Linked DNA regions of Homo sapiens: region 1 is linked to region 2. Evidence: read pairs that join two places in POLR2A ChIA-PET (ENCODE). Cell type or tissue: GM12878. All regions are shown on one strand. Each heading gives the region's core, and the rest is flanking DNA. Links, peaks and the distances in the headings are about the cores only.

What was found. Peaks named below come from ENCODE experiments on the same cell type or tissue, not always from the same donor. Only the 100,000 strongest peaks of a DNase experiment are listed, where the experiment ranks them.
Region 1: POLR2A ChIA-PET joins it to region 2 with 5 read pairs; 2 of 35 experiments call an interaction of 5 or more read pairs at or near these places.

Annotation. Positions count from the first base shown.
Region 1 is chr14:45,866,242-45,871,632 of GRCh38, reverse strand. No RefSeq gene overlaps it. Among named protein-coding and RNA genes, the nearest start is that of LINC02303, 150 kb to the right of the region's middle. RefSeq lists an enhancer at 2,988-3,267. In GM12878, for the core only: no CTCF peak of the experiment used is centred there; DNase peaks (open chromatin) are centred at 2,602, 3,062 and 4,102; H3K4me3 peaks cover 1,815 bases; H3K27ac peaks cover 3,535 bases.
Region 2 is chr14:45,806,903-45,812,293 of GRCh38, reverse strand. No RefSeq gene overlaps it. Among named protein-coding and RNA genes, the nearest start is that of LINC02303, 94 kb to the right of the region's middle. RefSeq lists an enhancer at 589-1,218. In GM12878, for the core only: a CTCF peak has its summit at 1,623; DNase peaks (open chromatin) are centred at 1,693 and 1,963; H3K27ac peaks cover 489 bases.

The sequences.
Region 1 (5,391 bases), core at 219-5,218, 59 kb before region 2:
AATGTCTTCAGGGCATGCCATAGGTCTTCATGTCAGCCCCTTTAATCACAGACCTGGAGGCCTAAGAGGAAAAAGTGGTTTCATTGGCTAGGCCAAGGGTACCCATGCTGTGTGCAGCCTAGGGACTTGATGCCCTGTGTCCCAGCTACTCCAGTCATGGCTAAAAGGGGCCAATGTAGAGCTCAGGCTGTAGCTTCAGATGGTGCAAGCCTCAAGCCTTGGCAGCTTCCACTTGATGTTGAGCTTCCAGTACACAGAAGTCAAGATTGGGGTTTGGGAACCTCCACCTAGATTTCAGAAGATGCATAGAAATGCCTGGATGTCCAGGCAGAAGTTTACCACAGGGGTGGGGCTCTCATGGAGAACCTCTGCTAGAGCAGTGCAGAAGCGAAATGTAGGGTTGGACCCCTCACACAGAGTCCCTACTAGGGTACCACCTAGTGGTAAGAAGTGGTAAGAAGAGGACCACCGTTCTCTAGACCCCAGAATGATAGATCCACTGACAGCTTGCACTGTGCACCTGGAAAAACCTCAGACACTCAATGCCAGTCCACGAAAGGAGCTGGAAGGGAGGCTGTATCCTGCAAAGCCACTGGTGTGGAGCTTTCCAAGGCCATGGGAACCCACCATTTGCACCAGCATGACCTGAATATGAGACATGGAGTCAGAGAAGATCATTTTGGAAGTTTAAGATTTGACTGCCCTGCTGGATTTTGGACTTGCATGGGGCATGTAGCCCCTTTATTTTCCCAATTTCTCCCATTTAGGATAGCTGTGTTTACCCAATGCCTGTAACCTCATTGTATCTAGGAAGTAACTAACCTGCTTTTGATTTTACAGGCTCCTAGGTGGAAGGGACTTGCCTTGTCTCGGATGAGACTTTGAAGTGTGGACTTTTGAGTTAACGCTGGAACGAGTTAAGACTTTGGGGGACTGTTGGAAAGGCATGATTGGTTTTCTAATGTGAGAACATGAGATTTGGGAGGGGCCAGGAGTAGAGTGATATGGTTTGATGGTGTCCCCACCAAAATCTCATCTTGAATTCCCATGTGTTGTGGGATAGACCCAGTGGGAGGTAGTTGAATCATAGGGGCAAGTCTTTCCCATGCTGTTCTCATGATAGTGAAAAAGTCTCACAAGATCTGAGGGTTTTACAAAGTGGAGTTCCTCTGCACAAGTTATCCTCTTTGCCAGCTGCCATCCATGTAAGACATGACTTGCTTGCCCTTGCCTTCTGCCATTATTGTGAGTCTTCCCCAGCCACGTGGATCTGTAAGTCCAATTAAACCTCTTTCTTTTGTAAATTGCCCAGTCTCAGGTATGTCTTCATCAGCAGCATGAAAATGGACTAATACACTGTTCTTTGTTTCTTCCTGAGGGGCCTGGAGGAGATCATGCCCTGGGCAAGAACTAATATTCTTTTCAGTTGATCTCAAATATTTAGACAAAGCTTTGCCTCTGAACCAGTATTAAATTGTTACAGTAGTTATCTAGTGACATATAAACAGGGCAGGAGAGGGCTTCCCCCAACACACCATGAGTGTTGGGTGACCATCAAGCAATGGTCAGGCAGTTGGTAACTGTTTTTCTAAAATAATAATTGGTCACAGCTGGCACTGGGGAAAGACGGGCTCCTGATAGATAGAAAACACCTGTAACTGATCAGCAGCTTCCCAATAAGATCTCAGGAGTGGGTGCAGTGGCTCATGTCTGTAATCGCAGCACTTTGGGTGGCTGAGGTGGGCAGATCACGAGGTCAGGAGATCGAGACCATCCTGGCCAACATGGTGAATCCCTGTCTCTACTAAAATACAAAAAATTAGCCGGGAATGGTGGTGCATGCCTGTAGTCCCAGCTACTCAGGAGGCTGAGGCAGGGGAATTGCTTGAACCCGGGAGGTGGAGGTTGCAGTGAGCCAAGATCATGCCACTGCACTCCAGCCTGGCGACACCATGACTCCATCTCAAAAAAAAAAAAAAAAATAGATCTCAGCAATGGAGAGGGAAGTAATAAAACCCCAAGTCAAAAGATCAAGCTGCACACTTGGTTTCTCAAATTGTCCACTTGGCCATCTTCCAAGCTGTACTTTCCTTCTTTTCTTCTTTTATTCCTTACACTCTAAAGCTTTTTAATAAACTTCCACTTCTGCTGTGAAACTTGCCTTGGTATCTTCTTCTCTCTTATGCCTCTCACTTAAATTCTTTCTTCTGAGGAGACAAGAATTGAGGTTGCTGCAGATCTGTATAGATATGCCACCAGTAACTCGAATCTTTTCCATGGTTAGCAAAATCAGAAAATCTTTGACTCCACCTATAATCTGTAGGTCTCCTTTCTGCTTCAAGATATGCCACCTTTTTAGTTCAAAATAATTTATAGCTGCCATATATTGAATTATGACTTTGCCTATAACCTCTACATCTCTGCCTCTGAAACCCCTTATCAATGAGCCATTAGGGAAGGGACCACAACCCTCAGACCACAGACTAATACTGGTCTGTGGCTCATTAGAAATGAGCCACACAACAGGAGGTTAAAGATGGGTAAGCTAGTAAAGTTTCATCTGTTCTTACAACCACTGCCCATCACTTTCATTACCACCTGAGCTCTGCCTCCTGTCAGATCAGCAGTGGCATTAGGTTCTCATAGGAGCACGAACCATATTGTGAACTGCGAATGCAAGGGATCTAGGTTGGACTCTTCTTATGAGAATCTAATGCCAGATGATCTAAGGTGGACCCAAGGTGGTGATGCAGCACTGGGGAGTGGCTGCAAATACAGATTAACATTAGCAGAGATTTTTAACTGCACAGAAACCATAATAAATCAATTGCTTGGAGACACAGATCAAAACCCTATCAGTGAGTAGCAAGTGGCATTTAAACTGCATCTCGTGGCAGCTTTATAGTGGCAAGTGAGTTGGTGTACTTCAATTTCACAGCTGCATCTGGTGGCAGGATTTAAGTCAGAACCTGATACTCATTTTTGTCTCGACATGGTCCACCCATTATTTTATTTACCACTTTCATCTGTGCCTCTTTCCCACACTGTGCACTTGCCTTAGTCACAGTTTTGGTTCCCACAAGCTAACTCTGGCCAAAATGAGTAAGAACCAAACATCACTGGAGAGCTTCTTTGAAAAGGGGTAAACACCCAATGATGAGACAGCAGAAGACTCTAAGACTGCCAACAAAAAGAAAGCTGCATTTAAAAGAAAACACCAAGTCCTACTTAAATTATGGGTTCATTGCAACAGGTGATTCACATTCTCCAAGGCCACTTTGTAAAATACGTGACAACTGGCTATCCAATGAAGCCCTGTAACCTTCAAAACTGCTTTGTCACATGGAGACCAAGGACCCTGCAATAAAAGACAAGCCTTTGGAGTTTTTCAAAAGAAAAAATGTGAACACAAATAACAGAAGCAGTTATTGAAGACCACCACTTCATCAAATGTGTCTGCACTGAAAGCATAATTCCTAGTGGCTAACTGCATTGCTAAAGCTAAGAAATCCTTTCCTATTGGTGAAGAGTTCATCCTGCCGGCTGCTAAGGACATTTGTGGTTAAACGTTAGGAGAGGCTACAGTTCAAAAGGTGGCACATGTTCCTCTTTTATCTAGCACCATAGCTAAATGAATTGATGAACTAGCAGAGGATATTGAGGCACAGTTTTTAGAGAGAATTAATGAGTCACTGTGGTATTTAATCCAGGTTGACAATTCTATAGATATTGACAACAAGGCAACAATGCTTGTTTGTTTTCATGCAATATATTTTTCAGGAGGATGTGCATGAGGATATGTTCTGTGCACTTTTGTTGCCAAACAACACCACAGCTGCAGAACTATTAAGTCTTTGAATAATTACATATTAGGAAAACTGTATTGGTCATTTTGTGTTGGTATATGCATGAACAGAGAGGCTGCCATGGCTGGATGGCTTTCTGGTTTCACTACTCAGATCAAAGAAGTCACTTCTGAATTTGAGTCTGTGCACTGTGACTGCCATAGAGAAATCTTAGCTACCCCAAAAATGTCACCTAAACTTAATGACATTTTGCAGGATGCTATTAAAACTATCAACAACATTAAAGTATATGCTTTTAACTCATGTCTGTTGGCGCAGCTCTGTGAGGAGATGGACACAGAGCACACACATCTCTTACACACAGATGTGAAATGACTTTCTAAAGGTAGATCACTGGCCAGAGTTTTTGAGTTATGAGAGCTGCTCCAGAGATATTTTTAGAAAAACAGTAACCACTGGCAGCACATTTCAGTGACACAGAATGGGTTGCAAAACTTGCTTACCTCTGTCACATATTCAACTTGCTGAATGAACTCAATCTGTCACTTCAGGGGAGAATGAAAGCTGTGTTCAAGTCAGCAGATAAAGTGGCTGCGTTTAAAGCCAAACTGGAATTATGGGGGCGACAAGTGAACATTGGAATATTTGACAATTTCAAACATTGGCAGATATTTTGAAAGAGACTGAGCCAAGGCCTTCTTTCTCCTAGCTGGTGCATGATCACCTATCTCATCTTTCAAAAGAGTTTGAACATTACTTCCCAAACACAAAAGACTGCCAAACTGGGAAAGAATGGATCAGTGACCCATTTGTGAGTAAGCCAGATGAATTGATTTTGCCTGTGCCAGAAGAGGATCAACTGCTTGAGATCACAAATGACAGTGGCCTTAAAAGTACGTTCCAGACAACTTCAAATCCTAATCATCAAGGAGGAATATCCTGTGATTGCCACAAAAGCACTGTAAAGCCTGCTTCCATTTCCAACATTCTTTCTTTTTGAAGCAGAGTTTTCTGCAGTGACAGAAACCACAATGAGATAACAGAGTAGACTGGACATAAGCAACACACTTCAGGTGTCACTGTCTCCCATCACCCTCAGATGGGACCGTCTAGTTTCAGGAAAACAAGCTCAGGGCCCCCACTGATTCTACATTATGGTGAGTTGTATAACTATTTCATTATATATGACAATGTAGTAATAATAGATATAAAGCGCACAATAAATATAATGTTCTTGAATCATCCCAAAACCATCCCCCACTCCTCAGTCCGTGGAGAAATTGTCTTCTGCAAAACCCGTCCCTGGTGCTAAGAAAGCTGGGAACTGCTGCATTAGGGAGTTTGAGTCTTAAGCATTTGCGTCTTAAGCATCCCTGGTGCCTGATTCTCACTGCTTGATGCCTTGCAATAGATGCGTCACTTCTAGCTGCAGTCCTGATGCCAATGTTTGTTTTTGCTGTGCTGGGTGAATGGATCCCAGTTCAGTCCAATAACACTCTCAGCTACTTTTCTTTCTCAACTTCAAGTCTAAGTAACATTTGGGTTAGTATTTTTTCTGAACATAAAGTACAGGACTTATGATTTT
Region 2 (5,391 bases), core at 65-5,064:
CACTTACAAAAATAATTAGCTGATGTGATAAGCCCTGTTTCAAAAACAAAGTCAACAAACATCTAGACCAGGAGTGCTCTGGTCTCACTAGGAGTAAATTCACAGGTCTGAATCTCTCCATTGGATAAATAAATAAATAAATAAATAAATAAATAAATAAATAAATAGAGCTTTCACTCTAAGAAATATCAAAAGCATGAAAATTTACTTTTTCTTGTTTCTCCTAATGTCTTCTACAAGTCTACACGTACAGGAGCTTAGAAGAGAGCCCGGCACATAGCGCGTGCCCAAGAAATGTTGTTTACAATTATTATATCTTCAAAATGCAAATGAATCAAAAATCTAGATTCTGCAAATGCACAGAAATTGAGAGGCCAGAGAGAGAAAGGAGTGGGTAAGCATTTAATTATATAGTTAGCTCGATGAACACTGTTAACTTTCTCTCTCAAAAAGTCAGATGGAATCTATAAAGTAGCTTGACATACAGAAATCCAAGATTTGATACTTTTTGTTCTTCTCTCCAACTATAACTATTTAAATAAATGAAATAGAATAAATATCATCATAGATCACCAACAAATTTTTGTATTTTTTGTTGTTAATGAGGAAAACTTCCCTTGGGATAAACCATTATTTGAAACAGAAAGAACTTGAATTCCACCACAGGTTAGGAGATGAAAATTATTTGCATTGTATGTGGGTTGCTAAGAAGGAAGCATCAAATTAAATTTTCTACCAAATTCATATTTGCTGGGTTAGTTCCTTTTCTCTCCTATGGTGGCTATAAAATCCATGCTAATTACCCATCAACCTCACAGGGATGAAGCCAGGAGTAAATGGCAAGGAAGCAGCTGGAAACCTCTGAGTACTGCATATAAATGGGGACAGGAGATTACCCCCACTTGATCTGGCAAGACTGGGCCAAAGCCCTGGGCCAAACCCTTGCATCCCCAAGAGACTGCCAACAGGAGCACCAGCTGCACTTTAAAGCAGAAAGTCTAGAACAAGAGCCCTCTGGGAGCAGACAAAGTGTGTAACCGCAAAAAGTAATATTCAGCCTACCAGGGAGTAGCCGTTTCCCAGGATCAACAGAAGGCTAAGAGGTTCCAAATTTCTTGTGAAAGCAGGTAATTTAGCCACAGATTTTTGTCTATCATGGTATTCTTTGACGTTTTTTCTTCCAACATTAGCAGTCACAAATAACATATTGAATGCTTATTATGTAATTGTCATTCTTCATTCATCGTCTGATTTAATTCTCATAACAATTCTGTGAGATAGTTGTTTTTATTATTCCTTGTTTATAGAAGTAATGGAGACTGGAGAGATTAAGTAACTTGCCCAGGGACTTGTAAGGTGGAAAGCAAACTGCAGACATAGAATTATCTCAAGAATTTTCTTTCATAATCATGATGGTTCCAAGATTTTCCATGACTTTCATTTAATTCCCAAATATTTCATTATTATCTTCTTGCCTTTCTTTCTTAGTTACTATCTGCTCTCTGACTACTACAAGGATAGAGCACATATGCGTGTGTGCATGCACACACACACACACCATGCAACTATTAACCAGTTCCAACCTTGGGCTGTGTTAATGCCAGGGAAGCACCCTAAGGGGGCAGTAATTTCCTGTCTCAACTTAGAAAGATGTGAGCCATGGTTCTCTCTATTCAATATGCATAACCTAAAGAGAAATTTCAGAATGTGCCCACTGGGAAAGGAAAGACTTTTTGAGTTTACTCTGAAGGCCTTGGCAAAAATCCAAATATTTGAATTTATTTTGTTTCTCTTCTGAGACTGTGAAATGCTTTTAAGTGTCTGCTAAATTTTGCTCTAATATATAGCAGTAGGGAGGTGCTTCATCTCCCTGGAGTCACTGGAAAAGCTCACAGAAGCGAGTTTAAGAAACAAACCTGAAAAGTGGTACAAGTCAAGCCTGTCTCTCCTCAGAGGCATCTGCAGGCTGTAAAGTGTGCTGACAGGAAATTCAGCTACCCACACGACTTTACAGCAGCTACTCAAACCAGTTTTACATTTATCCTGTGACCAGAGAGGAAGAGGAAAGTAAAAAACATTAAATGTCCTTTGCTTGGCCTCTCATACTGTTTCAAAGCATGAATGCTTGTAAAGTTGTTTAGATATCAAAGCAGACAATATGTGCTGGGTTTTATCTTGAAGGAAAAAAGAAAAATAATGTTTTGGGAATAGAGAATCTTCCAACAAATATATCTCCCATTAATGGTTTTAACTCTGGAGAAATGTTAGTCCTTATAGGATCATCAAATAATCATAAAGTGAAAATACATACTTAGATGAACAAAGACTGAAATTCATCTGTTTCACTTTTTTTAAACAAAGGGCTCCTAACAGTTCTCAGTCAGCTGTTACAATGTTTAATCATAATTTGGGCAAAAATAAAAATCTCCCTTTCTAAATGAATTCTTCTCTTGCTTCATATTAAGCCCACTACTTGTCTTTCAATCCCAGTGGAGATAGATGATAATTGGACACAATCTTTTTCACAATTCCCTTTCAATAGCTTGAAAACAGTTATGAATCTTCATCTTAATTTTTTAAACCCTCAGTATATTGACTCTCTTATAATTCATTGTCAAAATGTCCATTACTATATTTCCTCTTGATTCTCTCACTTCTCTAGAAATATACTAAAACACAAAGACCAATATTAGAGCAATTTCCTAATAAAAGTTTGAATACAAATAAATATCCTATAATACTTGTTTCTAGCTCTCTAATATCAACTACTTCTAATAGCTTTTAAAAGTAAACACTGTTAATCACTTATTGATTTTGAATTTATGATTCTGGTAAAGTGACTTACTTGTTCTACCTAGTTTGGGATAGTTTCTTTGGACATTTTATATCAGGATAAATTAAAAATATCTGTTATATGAAATTATACTGCTCCCTAAAGGTTAATATCAAATTGACTAAATATCTCTTCAATTTATGACATGACACATGGAATTTTACACATTTTCCCCAAGGTATTAGGAACTTAACCAAAATAGTGTCATCAATAATTGGATAGGAACAACATCAATTCAATCATCTGGAGAATTATAAAAGCTCAGATGAGGAAGAGCCCTTTAGAGGCAACCTAGTACAAACTTCCCACTCTGAAATGAAAATGAAAGAACAACAGATGAAATATCTTGATCAGCTCTTAGTGATCCAGGCCTGATCCCCAGGCTCGGTTCTTCCCATGTAGTATCCCTTCCGCTCTGTTCCACAGCCAATTCTCATTCAGAACACCAGAAAAATATGCTGTTATGGTTTGTTCTATGTTATTTTTCCTGCTTTTCAGCCACAGAAACACCTTTGTCCTTTCCCTGACTCTCTTTCTTCACCTAGGTAACCACTGTCCATTAATTAATTCAGCAAATATCCATTGAGTTACTCAATGAATTCCAAGAGTATTGCCAAACCAAAGAGTAATACAATAAATTGATGCAAGTGTAATAAAAATATATGCTAAGGAGTTCTCAGACCCTTTTACCCTTTTCACACAGGGCTAAGTTCACAGGCCTGAAAATCAAGATGTCCAAGGTAGGGATAGGTAAAGCAAGAAAAGACTGGAGATACTGTCTAAGGAAGAGGGCTGTTACTGAGGATAAGTGGATTAAAAAGCCTGGATTAAAATATGTCAAATAAGAGAACTGTAGAGCTTGGTTATGTGGCATCAAAGAGAAGTCTAGTCCATTTAACAGTTCCTGATTGTTTCTGGATTAAAAAAAGGAAATTTTGTTTCTTAATTTCCTTTCTATTATCTATGTCACATCTTAGGCTAATTAATGCAAAACAATATAACTAAGTTATACAACTTATGAAATAGATGCATGTCACACCTAAGGAATTATCCATAAGATATATAAGCTTTGATCCACCAAGAAACTATTCATTCAATGACTATGTATTTTGTATCTATACAAAATTTTCTGTTCTTTCTAGTACCAAATGTGATCATTATAATAATTCTGTTACTTTTATTACATTCATCAGTCACATGTGACATTCCTGACTATAGAGTTCTTTCTACAAGTGTAATTTACTAATATCTACTAACAATCTCACTAAAAACAGCAGTTGTTCAAGGAAAACATTGCCCTTTATAATACATGTACAGACATCTAGGAATACATCAGACATGTGCATGTTCAAGTATGTATTACAAATAAGTCATGGGGTCATGAAACTTGGCAAGGTGATTTATTTTTATTTATAATGCTATGTAGAAGACATATTTCTAATTGTTGTCACAACTTGAAATATGTACTTCTTATTTTTGTGTTATCACATAGTTTATCAATTACTATCAAGCACAGGATATCTTGAACCTTTCATATATTATTGAAATATTTTCCTAGTTGCAAACACTGTGTGTATTGGAAACAGCATGGGGCAAACTGCCGCTTTTAAACCATCAGATCTCATGAGAACTCACTTACTATCATGAGAACAGCATAGGGGAAATTGTCCCCATGATCCAGTCACCTCCCACCAGATCCCTCCCCCAACACATGGAGATTACAATTCCAGATGAAATTTGGGTGGGAACACAGAGCCAAACCATATCAGTGTGCTAAAAATAGATGATGACATCCATGTAAGACACCTTCATTTTCAGTTCATCTCTCTTCAAATAATTTGTCACCCTTTATAACATGTGAACAACTAGATTGAATACTGAGAGAGAATATACAAAGGAGGCTTTACTCTGTACCTCACTATTATTATAGCTTGATTCAATGTAGAATTTTCTACAAACAAAACCCTAGAATTAGAGAGACAGTGAATTTCCAAATCATCGTGTCATTGTCCAGAGCCACTACCGAGGCACCAGAATAGGAAGTGAGTGGTTCTGATCCCTGAAGCATGATTAATGATCCTGATGTCACTGGCTATCTTTCAGCATGCAGTGGCCACATACTGCAACGCAGAGGCTATAAAAAGTGCTCTGCAGATATGCATTACCTCAGTTCATCCTTCCACAGACCCTGAAATGCAAGTAAAATGTAAGGCTGAAATTGGCAGATTAGTTCCATGCCTGTATAGTAATCTCAGCACCGGCTTGAGACACAGGCTACTCTGAAAACAATCTATGCTAACCTCAGGCCCAGCTCTCTCTTTTGGTAGTGAGTATAATGAAGTAACAGGAGCTCTTGAAAAGTTCATTCTTCAGAAAAATGACTTTCATTGCCTATGTGCTTGTCACTATGTTAAGTGTAACACATAATTTTTTTTACTTACTTTTACAATGATCCCATTAAGAATTGAATTCTTATTAACATTTTACAGATAATGAATAAGAGTCAAAAAGTAAAATAACTTTAATAAGGACAAATGTAAGAGCCAAGATTCAAGCCC